Regions from separate parts of the Homo sapiens genome. Here all the other regions are linked to region 1. Evidence: chromatin contacts called from ENCODE Hi-C or POLR2A ChIA-PET data. All regions are on one chromosome and are shown on one strand. The core of a region is the stretch at or near the end of the contact, and the rest is flanking DNA. Distances in the headings are between cores, read along the strand shown. Region 1 overlaps USP48 (ubiquitin specific peptidase 48). Region 2 overlaps CDC42 (cell division cycle 42). Region 3 holds the start of CDC42 (cell division cycle 42).

Region 1 (4,473 bases), core at 931-3,430:
GACACCACACACCTTCTGGTATAATGCACAACACAGAATCACTTCTGTGATGTTCTGGCCAAAGATGCATGGCCTTAATTGAATCATGAGGAAACATCAGACCAAACCAACTCAAGGGACTTTATACAAAATAAGTCAGTGTCATGAAATACAAAGAAAGATTCACTAACAGTTCCAGATTAAAGGAAACCAAAGAGACACAACTGAATGTAACATAAGCTTAGGTTTTCTTTTGCTATAAAGGAACATTACAGGACAAAGTTCTGCAGATTTCTGTAGGATACCCACTAAAGGATTACTGATAACAGTAAAAGACTGGAAATTTATATGGAAGTAACAAAATAAATTACAATATAACCAAACAACAAAAACTACTGCTGTCAAAAAATAAAAAGGTAGGCCGGGCACAGTGGCTCACGCCTGTAATCCCAGCATTTTGGGAGGCCCAGGTGGGCGGATCACAAAGTCAGGAGTTCGAGACCAGCCTGGCCAACATGGTAAAACCCCATCTCTACTAAAAATACAAAAATTCGCCAGGAGTGGTGGCGGGAGCCTGTAATCCCAGCTACCCAGGAGGCTGAGGCAGGAGAAATCACTTGAAACTGGAAGGCGGGAGGGTGCAGTGAGCCGAGATCGTGCCACTGCACTCCAGCCTGGGCAACAAGAACAAAACTCTATCTCAAAAAAAATAAAAATAAAAATAAATTTAAAAAAAGGTAGGGAAAGCTTTTAATGTTGTGATATATAACGATATCATTAGTTGAAAAAAGGAAGGTGGGCCAGGCACAGTGGCTCACGCCTGTAATCCCAGCACTTTGGGAGGCTGAGGCAGGCGATCACCTGAGGTCGGGATTTCGAGACCAGCCTGACCAACATGGAGAAACCCTGTCTCTACTAAAAATACAAAATTAGCCGGGCATGGTGGCGCATGCCTGTTAATCCCAGCTAGTTGGGAGGCTGAGGCAGGAGAACTGCTTGAGCCCAGCAGGGTGAAGGTTGTGGTGAGCCAAGATCACGCCATCGCACTCCAGCCTGGACAACAAGTGGAAACTTTGTCTCAAAAGAAAAAAAAGAAAAAAAAAAAGGAAGGTACAAAACACTGCATATCATGTTGCCATGTTTTTTATTTACAAATGGGGTAAACACACCCGTTTGTTTAGATAGAAGAGTACATTATAAACTGGAAACAACCTTATCGGCAAAGATTATCTCTGTACTTGCCAGCTATAAGTCAGAAGTAAATAACACTCTGAACTTCCTTTTTTTTTTTTTTGAGACTCCCATACTGAAGTGGCATGTTCATGGCTCACTGCAGCCTCTACATCCTGGACTCAAGTAATCCTCCAGCCTCAGCCTCTGGAGTAGCTGGGAGGTGCATGCCACCATACTTGGATAATTTTTTATTTTATTTTTTGTAAAAACAGGGTCTTGCCATGTTGCCCCAGGCTGACCCCATCACTTTTTATACCTTTCAGACTTTGAACAATAAAATGTGTTACATATTCCAAAAATAAGTAAATAATTGTTTTAATGTTCAGTTTAAACATACTGTCTTCTAAAATATAAAAATGAAGCTGGGTGTGGTGGCACATGCTTATAGTGCCAGCTATTCAGAAGGCTCAGGCAGAAGATGGCCTAAGCCTAGGAGTTGGAGGCTGCAATGAACTATGATTGCACCTGTGAACAGCCACTGCACTACAGCCTGGCCAACAAAGTGAGACCCTGTCTCTATTTTAAAACTTTTGAAAAAATAAAAATGAAAACAAGTTCGACCAATTTAAGAACAGTTTTGTCAGCTTATATCAAAGCTAGGAGGGAAAAAAGCTTATTAATGAAATAAAGTAGAACCCATCCACTGTGGGGAGAAGAAGCTAGGGTTTTGTTTTAGTGCTTATAACTCATCTCTAATGGGAAAGGTCTACTATAAGAGAGTTAAAGAAACAAAACTGGCCGGGTGCAGTGGCTCCTGCCTGTAATCCCCAGCACTTTGGGAGACTGAGGTGGGCAGATCACTTGAGGCCAGAAGTTCAAGACCAGCCTGGCCAACATGGCAAAACCCCGTCTCTACTAAAAATACAAAAATGTGCCAAGCGTGGTGGCGTGTGCCTATAATCCCAGCTACTTGGGAGGCTGAAGTGAGAGAACCGCTTGAACCAGGAAGGCAGGGTTTGCAGTGAGCTGTGATCGCACCAGTGCATTCCAGCCAGGCTGGGCAACAGAGCGAGACTCGTCTCAAAAAAAAAAAGAAGAAACAAAACTGATTCTGAGACTGAGAAAAGTAACAGAAAATCTCTCCTGGGAACAGTGACAAGGATATACTAGGAAGGTTCTTTCGAAAGAAAATTACAGCTAGTGGCAATGGACTCTCCCAAAGGTCTTTGGCAGATAGGAAAAAATAGTGTCAGTAACCATGGTGAAAATATACCTCTAAAACAAAGTAGGCACTTATTTTGTCAATCCTTTCAACTCTGCTTTTCAAAGGTGTAATATCAAGTCTTGTTTGTTCACTCCCTCCTCTTGGACAAGTGGGTGGTAAAAATTTTTCACACGGGCCGGGCGCGGTGGCTCACGCCTGTAATCCCAGCACTTTGGGAGGCGGAGGCGGGTGGATCACGAGGTCAGGGGTTTGAGACCAGCCTGACCAACATGGTGAAACCCCATCTCTACTAAAAATACAAAAATTAGCTGGACGTGGTGGCAGGCGCCTGTAATCCTGGCTACTCAGGAGGCTGAGGCAGGAGAATTGCTTGAACCTGGGAGGCGGAGGTTGCAGTGAGCCGAGATCACGCCACTGCACTCCAGCCTGGGCGACAGAGCGAGACTTCATCTCAAAAAAAAAAAAAAAAAAAAAAATTCACACGACCTGGCTGGGGAAACAGATACTCCCATGTGTCAAACACAGACATCATTCTCAGAAAATAGTTCCACTGGATCTGTTTAGATTTTAGTCTCCAGTTCCTGATAGCAAAATAATTCAGACAATGAAGAAAAGGTAGGCTCTCCCTGTCCCCACCCAAAAATCATGCATACTCAACTGGTTCTAAAGCTGGCATCAAAAGGCAAACACAACCTATGGCCTAAATATTACCACAATAAGACTTTCAAAAGCTACTATGAGAAGCTGGGAGCAATCTGTATTATTAGGCCCCACAACACTGGCATTGTTCTTTTTAAATTTTCTTAAATTAATTGCTTGCTAGGTATCACTGAATACGTCTTCAGTCGGCTAGAACACCACCACAGCAGAATGCCAAGTGCAGGTGACCTGTGATAGACTACCACCCCAGGCCAAACCTATGGCTCCCGAGCCTCTATGGCCACACTTCAGGTGGGAACCAAAAAGCCAATGGCGGTGCTTTGCATTAAAAGGGCTTGGGCTTTCTAAACTTCTAAATTGTTGCTAAGCCTTTCATACATAGCCCAATATGGGGGGGCGGGGTTGTGTTTGTTCTCTTACTTGGAGAGGTAAAGAATCTACTTAACAAACACAAATAACAGCTGGGCGCAGTGGCTCACGCCTATAATCCCAACACTTTGAGAGGCCAAGGCGGGCAGATCACCTGAGGTCGGGAGTTCGAGACCAGCCTGGCTGACATAGAGAAACCTCGTCTCTACTAAAAATACAAAAAATTAGCCAGGCGTGGTGGCACATGCCTGTAATTCCAGCTACTCAGGAGGCTGAGGCAGGAGAATCACTTGAACCCAGGAGGCAGAGGGTGCGGTGAGCCGAGATCATGCCATTGCACTCCAACCCTGGTAACTAGAGAGAAACTCTGTTTCAAGAAAAGGAAGGGAGGAAGGAAGGGAGGGAGGGAGGGAGGACGGATGGACAGGCAGACACAAATCACAGTTCTAATTATAAGCTGTTACTTCTAAAGCCAGCCTTAGCAGCACAGCAGAATGCCAACCACAGAGGGCTGTAGCCTCTCCCATTCGTCATTCTCCAATGCCCCTAACTCCATTTTATCCCTCCTTAGGAGTAGGCCCCAGGTATCAAGGATCATTTATCATCATGTGTGTGCCAATTTCCTTACAGTAGAAAAACAGTTATGTGTACCTGTGTCTATCAACTATCAAAACAGATCAAGGAGGTTGAGTGTTTCACAAAATATGAGACAGTGTCTGGGAGCAGTGGTTCACACCTGTAGTCCCAGCAATTTGCAAGGCTGAGGCAGGCAGATCACTTGAGGCCAGGAATTTGACACCAGCCAGGCCAATATGGCGAAAACCCATCTTTACTAAAAATACAAAAAATTAGCCAGGTGTGGTGGCATATGCCTATAGTCCCAGCTGCTCAGGAAGCTGAGACAAGAGAATTGCTTGAACCCGGGAGGCAGAGGCTGCAGTGAGCTGAGATCACGCCACTGCACTCCAGCCTGGGCATCAGAGAGAGACCCTGTCTCCAAAAAAAAAAAAAAGCCTGGGCGCAGTGGGAGGCCGAGGCTGGTGGATTATGAGGTCAGGAGTTCAAGA
Region 2 (4,473 bases), core at 1,181-3,680, 310 kb after region 1:
GGAAGAGATACATAGGGCACGGTTGTGGGTGGGGAGGGATTCAGGTGACCTGCTTTCCCCTCACCTTGAAATGTTCACAGACCTGGAAGCTCTCCAAATCTTCTGTTCTGGAGTTTTCATAGAGCTCAGTTTCTAGCCCTCCTCCCCTCTCTGGAGGTTGGTGCATGGGGCTGAAAGTTACATCCCTCTAGTCACTTTGCCTTTCTGGTGACCAGCCCCATCCTGAGGCTTCCTAGCATCCCTTCCACCGCCACCCTGTCACTTTATTAACATAAATTCAGGTGTGAATTTGTTATGAAAAACAAGAGACACTCAGCACTCAGGAAATTCCTAGGGTTTTTAGGAGCTCTCTGCTAGGAAGTGGGGACGGAAACCAAATATTGCCAAATATTTGGTGTATTACCAAAAATTTGACTTGCCTTTTATTCACAGTTACTATTAATACTTGACATAGTTTTAAAAGAGGTGTAATCTTATTGAGAATATAAATTTTTTGTAAAACTTACTAGCAAATATTTAATCTCAAATCTTAAGGTTGCTGTCTCTCTGTGCCTAGAATGAACCATGGGGCACGGGAAAATAGGGCATTTGTAGCTGGGAGTATCCCCTTCCTCCATACAGATCGTTTGCTCAGGGATTGTCTGGTGGAGTTTAGATGGCAGCCAGCCAATCATAATGATACCATAGAGAGGGTTCCATAACCTTTTAAAATCTGTAGTGTGTGGACTTAAAATTTCAGGTGCTATAGCTCTGAGATTCTTAAAGGATATTTGAATTCCCATAGTGTTAAGAACCTGGAAGAGGCCAGGTGCAATGGCTCGTGCCTGTAATCCCAGCACTTTGGGAGGCTGAGGTGGGTGGATCACCTGAGGTCAGGATTTTGAGACCAGCCTGGCCAATGTGGCGAAACCCCGTCTCTACTAAAAAAATACAAAAATTAGCCAGACATGGTGGTGCGTGCCTGTAATCCCAGCTACTTGGGAGGCTGAGGTGGGAGAATCGCTTGAACCCTGGAGGCGGAGGTTGCAGTGAGCCGAGATCACGCCATTGCACTCCAGCCTGGGTGACAGAGCAAAACTCTGTCTCAAAAAAAAAAAAAGAAAAATAAAAAACCTAGAAGATATGGGTATTGGAGGGGTAGATGCCAGGAAGGACAGAAGGAAGATATACCTTATTTCACAATTTTATTTCCTTATGATTGGCAGAATCATTTTAAAAAAAATATTTGAGACAGGGTCTTGCTCTGTCATCCAGCCTGGAGGGCAGTGGCACAATCATAGCCAACTGCAGCCTTGGACTCAAGCAATCCTCCCACCTCAGCCTCCCTGGTAACTGGGACTACAGGTGTGTGCCACTTCACCCAGCTAATTTTTTTTTTTGTAGAGATGGGGTCTCACTCTGTTTCCCAGGCTGGTCCCAAACTCCTGGGTTCAAGCAATCTCCCCACCTTGTCCCCCCAAAGTGCTGGGATTACAGGTGTGAGCCACCATGCCTGACCCTGCAGAATCATTTTTTATGCTGTAAGTTGCCCAACCCCAATTCTAAGTTGTGGTACAAATGAACTTCACTGTTAAAAAGAGGTAGGATTCAGTTATTGGTGCAAAATAACTTAGCTTTTCTTTTTCTTTCTTCTTTTTTGAGACGGAGTCTCACTGTGTTGCCCAGGCTGGAGTGCAGTGGCGCCATCTTGGCTCACTGCAGTGCGCCTCTGCCCCCCGAGTTCAAGCGATTCTCCTGCCTCAGGCTCCTGAGTAGCTGGGACTACAGGTGCGTGCCACCATGCCCAGCTAATTTTTTGTATTTTTAGTAGAGATGGGGTTTCACCGTGTTAGCCAGAATGGTCTCCATCTCCTGACCTTGTGATCTGCCTGCCTCGGCCTCCCAGAGTGCTGGGATTACAGGCATGAGGCACCGTGCCCAGCGCAGAATAACTTTTCTGGTTAGCAGAATGGTAATTGTTTCTATGTGGCCTCTTTGCTGCCGTAGTGATTTGACATTATTTAATAGGAGATTAACATAGGGTATATGAACATGTCTGACTTATATATATTGTAAAACCCAAAGTCTCTCCCCTGATTGCTCCCTTTACCCACCCCAATCTGTGGAGTATCTGGTGACATTAAGAAAAAAAATTAAGAAAAAAAGAAATAGAGGTCAGGTCTTAACTATGTTGCCCAGGCTGGTCTTGAACTCCTCAGCTCTAGTGATCTTCCCACTTTGGCCTCCCAAAGTGCAAGGATTACAGGTGAGCCACTGTGCTCTTTAATACATGTGTTAAAGGGCAAAACTACAACAAATTTAAATCTCACTTGGCTTTATTGTGATTTTAGAGTTGGGCAGTGTGCTTCATTCCACAAAACAGAGTTGAGCAGAAGAGGTTGGCTTAATAGAAGAGCTGAGGAAAGGGGAAGCAAAGAACAAAGGGCCTATTAGTTGTTTCAGAGCTACCTTTCTTGTAAGGCAGGGACAGGGAGAAGACAGAACAATAGAAAAATAACTGATTAGTTAATATCAGGTTACTTCAGGCTGCTTTTTTTTGTGTAAGGGTTAAAGCAGAGGGAACTTCATTATCATTCCAATTGAAGATTGAAAGTGGCCTGTTTGGTAAACTGGCTGTCATCTCTCCTGTTTCTCAGAAGGTCAGATAACAACTAAATTTAAGTTTAGTGATGTGAAACTTTAGCATGAGTAACTCCGTTTTGATTTTTAGTCTGGTCACTTGGGGCCTAGTGCAGGAGATTAGTCCACAACGGTAGCCTCCTATAGTTTTTATTTAACACATGAAACAATTATTAATACATGCCAAATGCTTTGCAGAATAGTCTTAATTAGAACTTGACTCTGAAATGACCATCTTTGTAATGGTAACTCTACATTTGACTACATTTGTGCTGAGAACAATTAGTATAATCTTCCCTTGATATTGCAGGGGATTGATTCCAGAACTCTCCAAGGATACAACAATCCTGGAATGCTCAAGTTTCTTATATAAAATTACATAGTACAGTTATCCATCTGTATCTGTGGGTTCTGCCTCTGTGTACATGGAGGGCTGACTGTACTGTAATTATCTTGGAGATAAAAAGTGTTATGAGTTCCTTTCTAAGAAGTTTGGAATTGCTGTTTTAAAATTCCTTATATTGACTTTAAAGTTACCATTACTTGTTAAAGACTAATAATTAACATGTACTAAGCATGTACTGTATGCCAAGCACTGTTGCAAGTTCTTTACATGTATTATCTTAGTTTACCTTATGAGAAAGGTAGTACTGTTTTCATTTTTAGAGAAGGGGAAACCAAGCTACACAGAGGTTGAATAACACAGAGGTTGAATAGCTAGAGTGTGGTAGAGCCACTCTGACTCCAGAACCCAGGCTTAACAGGGGACTCACAACCAACCAGTTTGTAACAAATTGCAGAGCAGTCAGGTCGGGAAGTCTAAGAAGTGGAAGATTTGTGGGTAAATAGAAAGGGGAAGAACAAACTCTTATCTTACTCCCTTCTCCCAATAAAATTCAGTAGTTATATGCAGGGTGAAAAACAGGAAATAAGCTTAGCCCCTATTTTTTGCTTCCTCTTCTTTATATTTGCTTTCCTCTTTGCATTGCTGGTAACTCACGGATATATACTTGTCATTCCACTAGCACTGATTATATTTGTTTTTATTAATGTCACTTCTCAGACAGTATAGTGTAATGTAATGTTTATCAAGAGCAGGGACTTGAGGTTGGGCACGGTGGCTCACACCTGTAATCCTAGCACTTTGAGGGGCCCAGGCAGTTGGATTACTTGAGGTCAGGAGTTCAAGACCAGCCTGGCCAACATGGTGAAACCCTGTCTCTATTAAATACAAACATTATCCAGGCGTGGTGGCATGCACCTGTAATCCCAGTTGCTCTGGAGGCTGAGGCAGGATAATCGCTTGAACCCGGGAGGCAGAGGTTGCAGTGAGCAGAGATCACGCCACTGCACTGACACATACACACACACACACACACAACAAGCAGGGACTTGAGAGTCAGACTGCTTGGGTTTAAATTACAGTTCTCCCAGTTACTGGCTGAATAGCCTTGGCTTAGTTACTTGCTGAGCCTCACTCTTCTTATCTGTAAAATAGGGATAATACAGCACATACTTCATAGGCTTTTTGGGAGGATGAAATGTGTGAATATGTGTAATATGTTTTGAACAGTACATAGCACTTAGTAAATGCTGTATGAGTGTTTGCTGCTTACTATTATTATTTGAGTGCTTTTAGATTTAACCAGTAATTGATTGATCTTAGGGATCAGGGTTGTTAATCTTTAATGCTGTATTAGTTAGTATGGGTGCTTCTTAGTGCATAAAAGGGAAAGGAGAAGGAAAAAGGAGATATAAAAGGAAGTTGAATAAAGAAGGATAAATATGGCTGGCTGCGGTGGCTCATGCATGTAATCCCAGCACTCTGGGACTTTGGGAGGCCGAGGTGAGTGG
Region 3 (4,473 bases), core at 1,470-3,969, 290 kb after region 1:
TACAGGCGTGAGCCACCGCACCTGGCTTTTTTTTTTTTTTTTTTTTGAGACAGAGTTTCACTTTTTTGTCGCCTAGGCTGGAGTGCAATGGCATGATCTCGGGGTCACTGCAACCTCCGCCTCCTGGATTCAAATGATTCTCCTGCCTCAGCCTCCCAAGTAGCTGGGATTACAGGCACCTGCCACCACACCGAGCAAATTTTTGTGTGTGTGTTTTTTAGTACAGATGGGGTTTTACCATGTTGGTCAGGCTGGTCTTCAACTCCTGACCTCAGGTGATCCACCAGCCTCAGCCTCACAAAGTGCTGGGATTACAGATGTGAGCCACTGTGCCTGGCCTGAAGCTTATCTTCTAATTTCTCTATAATAAACCTGCTTGATAGTGTGGTAGTGTCATAGTCAACTAGAGCCAGCCTCCTGAGTGCAAGTCTCAGCTCTGCCACTGCTTGGCATGGCGGCTATGGACAAGTCTCTTAACACCTCTGAGCTTCAGTTCATGTAACCATAAAGTGGGGGTAACAGTTCTTAACTCATAGGGTGGCTGTGAGTATTAAATTAGCTACTACTACCTGCAAAGCTATTAGCCATACCTGCAGTAAACACTAAAAAATGTAGTTCTTATTTTTGGGTAATTAAAAAATCCAAAAGAGGGCTGGGTGCGGTGGCTTACACCTGTAATCGCAGCCCTTTGGGAGGCCAAGGCAGGTGGATCACAAAGTCATGAGTTCAAGACCAGCTTGGCCAATATGGTGAAACCCCGTCTCTACTAAAAATACAAAAATTAGCTGGGCATGGTGGTGGGCACCTGTAGTCTCAGCCACTTGGGAGGCTGAGGCAGGAGAATTGCTTGAACCCGGGAGGCGGAGATTGCAGTGAGCCGAGATCGAACCACTGCATTCCAGCCTGGGTGACAGAGCGAGACTCCGTCTCAAAAAAAAAAAAAAAATCCAAAAGAAAATATGACTATAAGTCAATATACTGGAATTAAGTGTCTTTGTTGGCCAAATAGCTGTGGCAGTAGACAATAAATGAGCTGTTATTAAGATAAGCAATTTTTTTTTATTTTTTTTGAGACAGAGTCTCGCTCTGTTGCCCAGGCTGGAGTGCAGTGGCGCGATCTTGGCTCACTGCAAGCTCCGCCTCCCGGGTTCACGCCATTCTCCTGCCTCAGCCTCTCGAGTAGCTATGACTACAGGAGCTCGCCACCACGCCCGGCTAATTTTTTTGTATTTTTAGTAGAGGCGGGGTTTCACCGTGTTAGCCAGGATGGTCTCGATCTCCTGACCTCGTGATCCGCCCGCCTTGGCCTCCCAAAGTGCTGCGATTACAGGCATGAGCCACCGTGCCCGGCCTAGGATAAGCAATTTAAGCGATTTTTCTCTAACATGGGGAAACATCTAAGAATAAGAGAGGGAAGTTCTCTATTTTCCTGAAGCTTTCATACTAGCAGAGAAGACAAATAATAGATACTGCGAAGATAGGATGATTGAAGAATGCAGTGATATAAATTTGGGGGAAGAGGAGGGAGGCAGAGCAAAGAAATTCAAGGCCTTGGCCAGACGTAATGTCTCACACCTTGTAATCCCAGCAGTTTGGGAGGCTGAGGCAGGCTGATAGCTTGTGTCCAGGAGTTCGAGACCAGCCTGGGCAATCCAGCAAAACCCTGTGTCTACAAAAAAATACAAAAATTAGCCAGGCATGGTGGCATGCGCCTGTGGTCCCAGCTACTTGGGAGGCTGAGGTGGGAGAATCGCCGGGACGTCGAGATTGCAGTGAGCTGAGATCGTGCCACTGCACTCCTGCCTGGGTGACAGAGCAAGAACGTCTCAAAGAAAAAACAACAACAACAACAACAACAACAACAACAAAAACACAAGGCCTGTGGTTGGGGGAAGGTTGTAACTCTAAAAAAGACCCATGTGGCTACAGCGAGGGACACTGGGTGTAGGTAGAGATAAGAAGAGTGATACTCAGTTCTCACATCACGGCGGACTGAATACAGGCCCGGGGAGTGAGAGACCATCCACCCCTGTGATCTGGGGCAAGTCACCAGCCCTTTCAGAGAAGCTTCCGTCTTCTCTGCAAAATGGGACAATACCTTGCTTCACAAGCTTGCAAGGATCAAAAGAACTGGTAGTGGGCCGGGCGCGGTGGTTCACGCCCGTAATCCCAGCACTTTGGGAGGTCGAGGCAGGTGGATCACTTACTTGAGGTCACGGGTTCGAGACCAGCCTGGGCAAAATGGTGAAACCCCGTGTCTGCTAAAAATACAAACATTAGCCTGGCGTGGTGGCAGGTGCCAGTGATCCCAGCTACTCGGGAGGCAGAGGCAGGAGGATCGCTTGAACCCAAGGGGTGGAGGTTGCAGTGAGCTGAGATCGCGCGCTGCACTCCAGTCTGGGCAACAGATCAAGACTGTCTCAGAAAAAACAAACAAAAAAGAACTGGTAGAGGAAGCGCTTTGCATACTATCGTTCACAGTATTATTACAAATACAACCATTAGGAAAACATGCAGAGCATAGCCCCGAACTCACGAGCTGCGCCGGCCCGCGCGTGCGCGACAGGCGGGCGGAGCCAGGGCAGTCCAGGCACCGCCTTGACCCGCCCCAGCCTCTTCCCCTTCCCTGTTCCTCCCACTTCCGCGGGCACCCAACTGTGCGTCTCCTGCGCGCTGACGTCAGGTGCGTGCCCCTGTCCGGCAGCCGAGGAGACCCCGCGCAGTGCTGCCAACGCCCCGGTGGAGAAGCTGAGGTGAGTGCGGGGCCCGAGGTTCCCCGCGGGAGCTGCCACCCTACCTTCCCATCCCCGCCGTCTCCGTCCTCTCCCAGTCCTCGGGGACACCCCGTCTGCGGGATCGTGGGGGGCCCGGGAGCACGGGTTGTGGGGGAGTGCCCGGCTCGCGCTGCGTCCTCCGGGCGGGCGCGGGTCCGCGTTCTGTGGGGGAGCCGGGGCGGGGGTCGCGGCCGGGGAGGCAGGGGGCGCCCGTCTGAGGAGGGGCGCGCGGCCGGGGCTCGGGGCGCGAGCGGGACCGGGCTGTCACCGGCAGCGGCGGAAGGAAGGGGGTCACACCCATCCTGGGCGCCCGGGCTCCCCTCCCCCCAGCCCGGCCCGGCGGGCTCCTAAGGGCGGCCGGGGGCCTCAGAGCGACTCGCGGGCGCTTGGGCCGGGCCGGGCGCCGGTCTTCCGTGCTGGCAGGCTGCGTTCCGTGCCCTGCGCTCCGGCCTGGACTTCCTGCTTCGCCGGGCGCCGCCGCGGACATTTTGCGGCGGGGGTGGGGGGGCGGGGGAGGGGAGTGGCGTTGCGGCCGCGGCGGGGCGGTGGCAGGAGGGCAGCTCGCTGGCTGCTCGCGGCGGTGCCTGTCCGAGCTCCCCTCCGCGCCGGCCGCGTCCTCTGGGCGGGGTGGCCCCGAGCCACGGCCTCCAGGCTGCTCTTCCTTTCGGAGGTCGAGTTCCTAGCATTTCCATCCGCTCCTCCAGCCCGCTCCCTGCCGGTTTAGCTGAAGCTTCCCTTTCGGGGAGTTACCTAACTACCTCCCGAAGCCGTCGTTCTGCTGCTTGGTTAATTCCTCTTATCGGGGGGGAATTTTCTTTGTTCGTTTGTTTTTCCTCCCCTTTAAGTCCAAGATAAATGTAGTGTGGAAGATTACGTCATCGCGGTATAAGGAGTGAGACTTAACTCCTACAAGTCAGGGACTTAAATTCAAACAGCATTTTGCAGCCTTAGTCGGTCACCCAGTGGCTTATCCTGCCTGCTTCCCAACACGTCGTATTCACAGATGATGTTTTGAAAGCTTGTTACTTGTGTTCATGACCGCCTTCAGTGCACCTAAAAGCTAGGAAGGTTTAAAATCCCAGGATTAGTTTGTGTCAGGGAATAAAGTGTAAGACAACACCGTCCACGGCCCCTTGCGTGGCATTAACTTTAAATAGAGGTCCCTTTGACTATACTAGAATGAGGTGGGTTTATTTGTGGGAACACTTTTCGGTCCAAAATGACTTTCCCAGACTGTTTATTCTCCTTTATGACTTACTGCATGCTGGGAATCTCCCTAGGTTGATTCAAGTGCACTTTTTGTGGTGAAGTTGTGTTGAAAAGAGGATCAGTTTATGCCTGATCTATGCTAGACATTTTAGTTTTGTTATTAAAAACGAGACTTCGATCTTTAAGCAAAAAACTTAATATTTTCATAATTTTGAGATCACAATTTTTATTTTTTTTGAGACAGGGTCTCAAAGACGTTACTAAATATAATGGATATTGCACTCCCAGGCTGCAGTGCAGTGGCGCGATCTTGGCCCACCGCAGCCTCCGCCTCCCGGGGTCAAGTGAGCCTCCCACCTCAGCCTCCCGAGTAGCTGGTACTGCAGGCATGTACCACCATGCCCCGCTAATTTTTGTATTTTTTGTACAGACAGGGTTTCGCCATGTTGCCCAGGCTGGTCTCGGACTCCTGGGGTCAAGCAGAGATCAC

Evidence for each region. Hi-C counts contacts between places; a loop is a spot of excess contacts on that map. ChIA-PET counts read pairs that join two places held with the same protein, here RNA polymerase II (POLR2A). Pooled maps may share reads with other maps.
Region 2: a loop to region 1 is called in a pooled map, with 2.4 times the contacts of the local background. The contact joins two enhancer-like sites. A Hi-C loop is called at or near these places in 1 of 50 pooled maps. POLR2A ChIA-PET finds 5 or more read pairs at or near these places in 3 of 52 experiments (GM10248, MCF 10A and activated B cell).
Region 3: a pooled map shows a loop between it and region 1 (4-fold over the local background). The contact joins the promoter of CDC42 here to the enhancer-like site in region 1. A Hi-C loop is called at or near these places in 1 of 37 single-sample maps with no recorded cell type and 2 of 50 pooled maps. POLR2A ChIA-PET finds 5 or more read pairs at or near these places in 6 of 52 experiments (CD8-positive, alpha-beta memory T cell, GM10248, GM12878 and 3 more).

The regions. Positions count from the first base shown.
Region 1 is chr1:21,760,036-21,764,508 of GRCh38, forward strand. The region is part of intron 1 of USP48 (ubiquitin specific peptidase 48); the gene reads right to left. Among named protein-coding and RNA genes, the nearest start is that of USP48, 21 kb to the right of the region's middle. RefSeq lists an enhancer at 1,867-1,946. Within about 2 kb of position 2,181, at least 4 of the 41 ENCODE cell types and tissues checked have a DNase peak (open chromatin) inside an H3K27ac peak, as active enhancers do; they include GM12878, where a contact is called at or near this core.
Region 2 is chr1:22,072,453-22,076,925 of GRCh38, forward strand. The region is part of intron 1 of CDC42 (cell division cycle 42); the gene reads left to right. Among named protein-coding and RNA genes, the nearest start is that of CDC42, 22 kb to the left of the region's middle. Within about 2 kb of position 2,431, at least 3 of the 41 ENCODE cell types and tissues checked have a DNase peak (open chromatin) inside an H3K27ac peak, as active enhancers do.
Region 3 is chr1:22,049,990-22,054,462 of GRCh38, forward strand. CDC42 (cell division cycle 42) reads left to right here and starts at 2,720. Exons shown (of 6, transcript NM_001791.4): 1 at 2,720-2,753. RefSeq lists silencers at 2,809-2,958, 3,019-3,238, 3,249-3,428 and enhancers at 3,141-3,708, 3,709-4,277.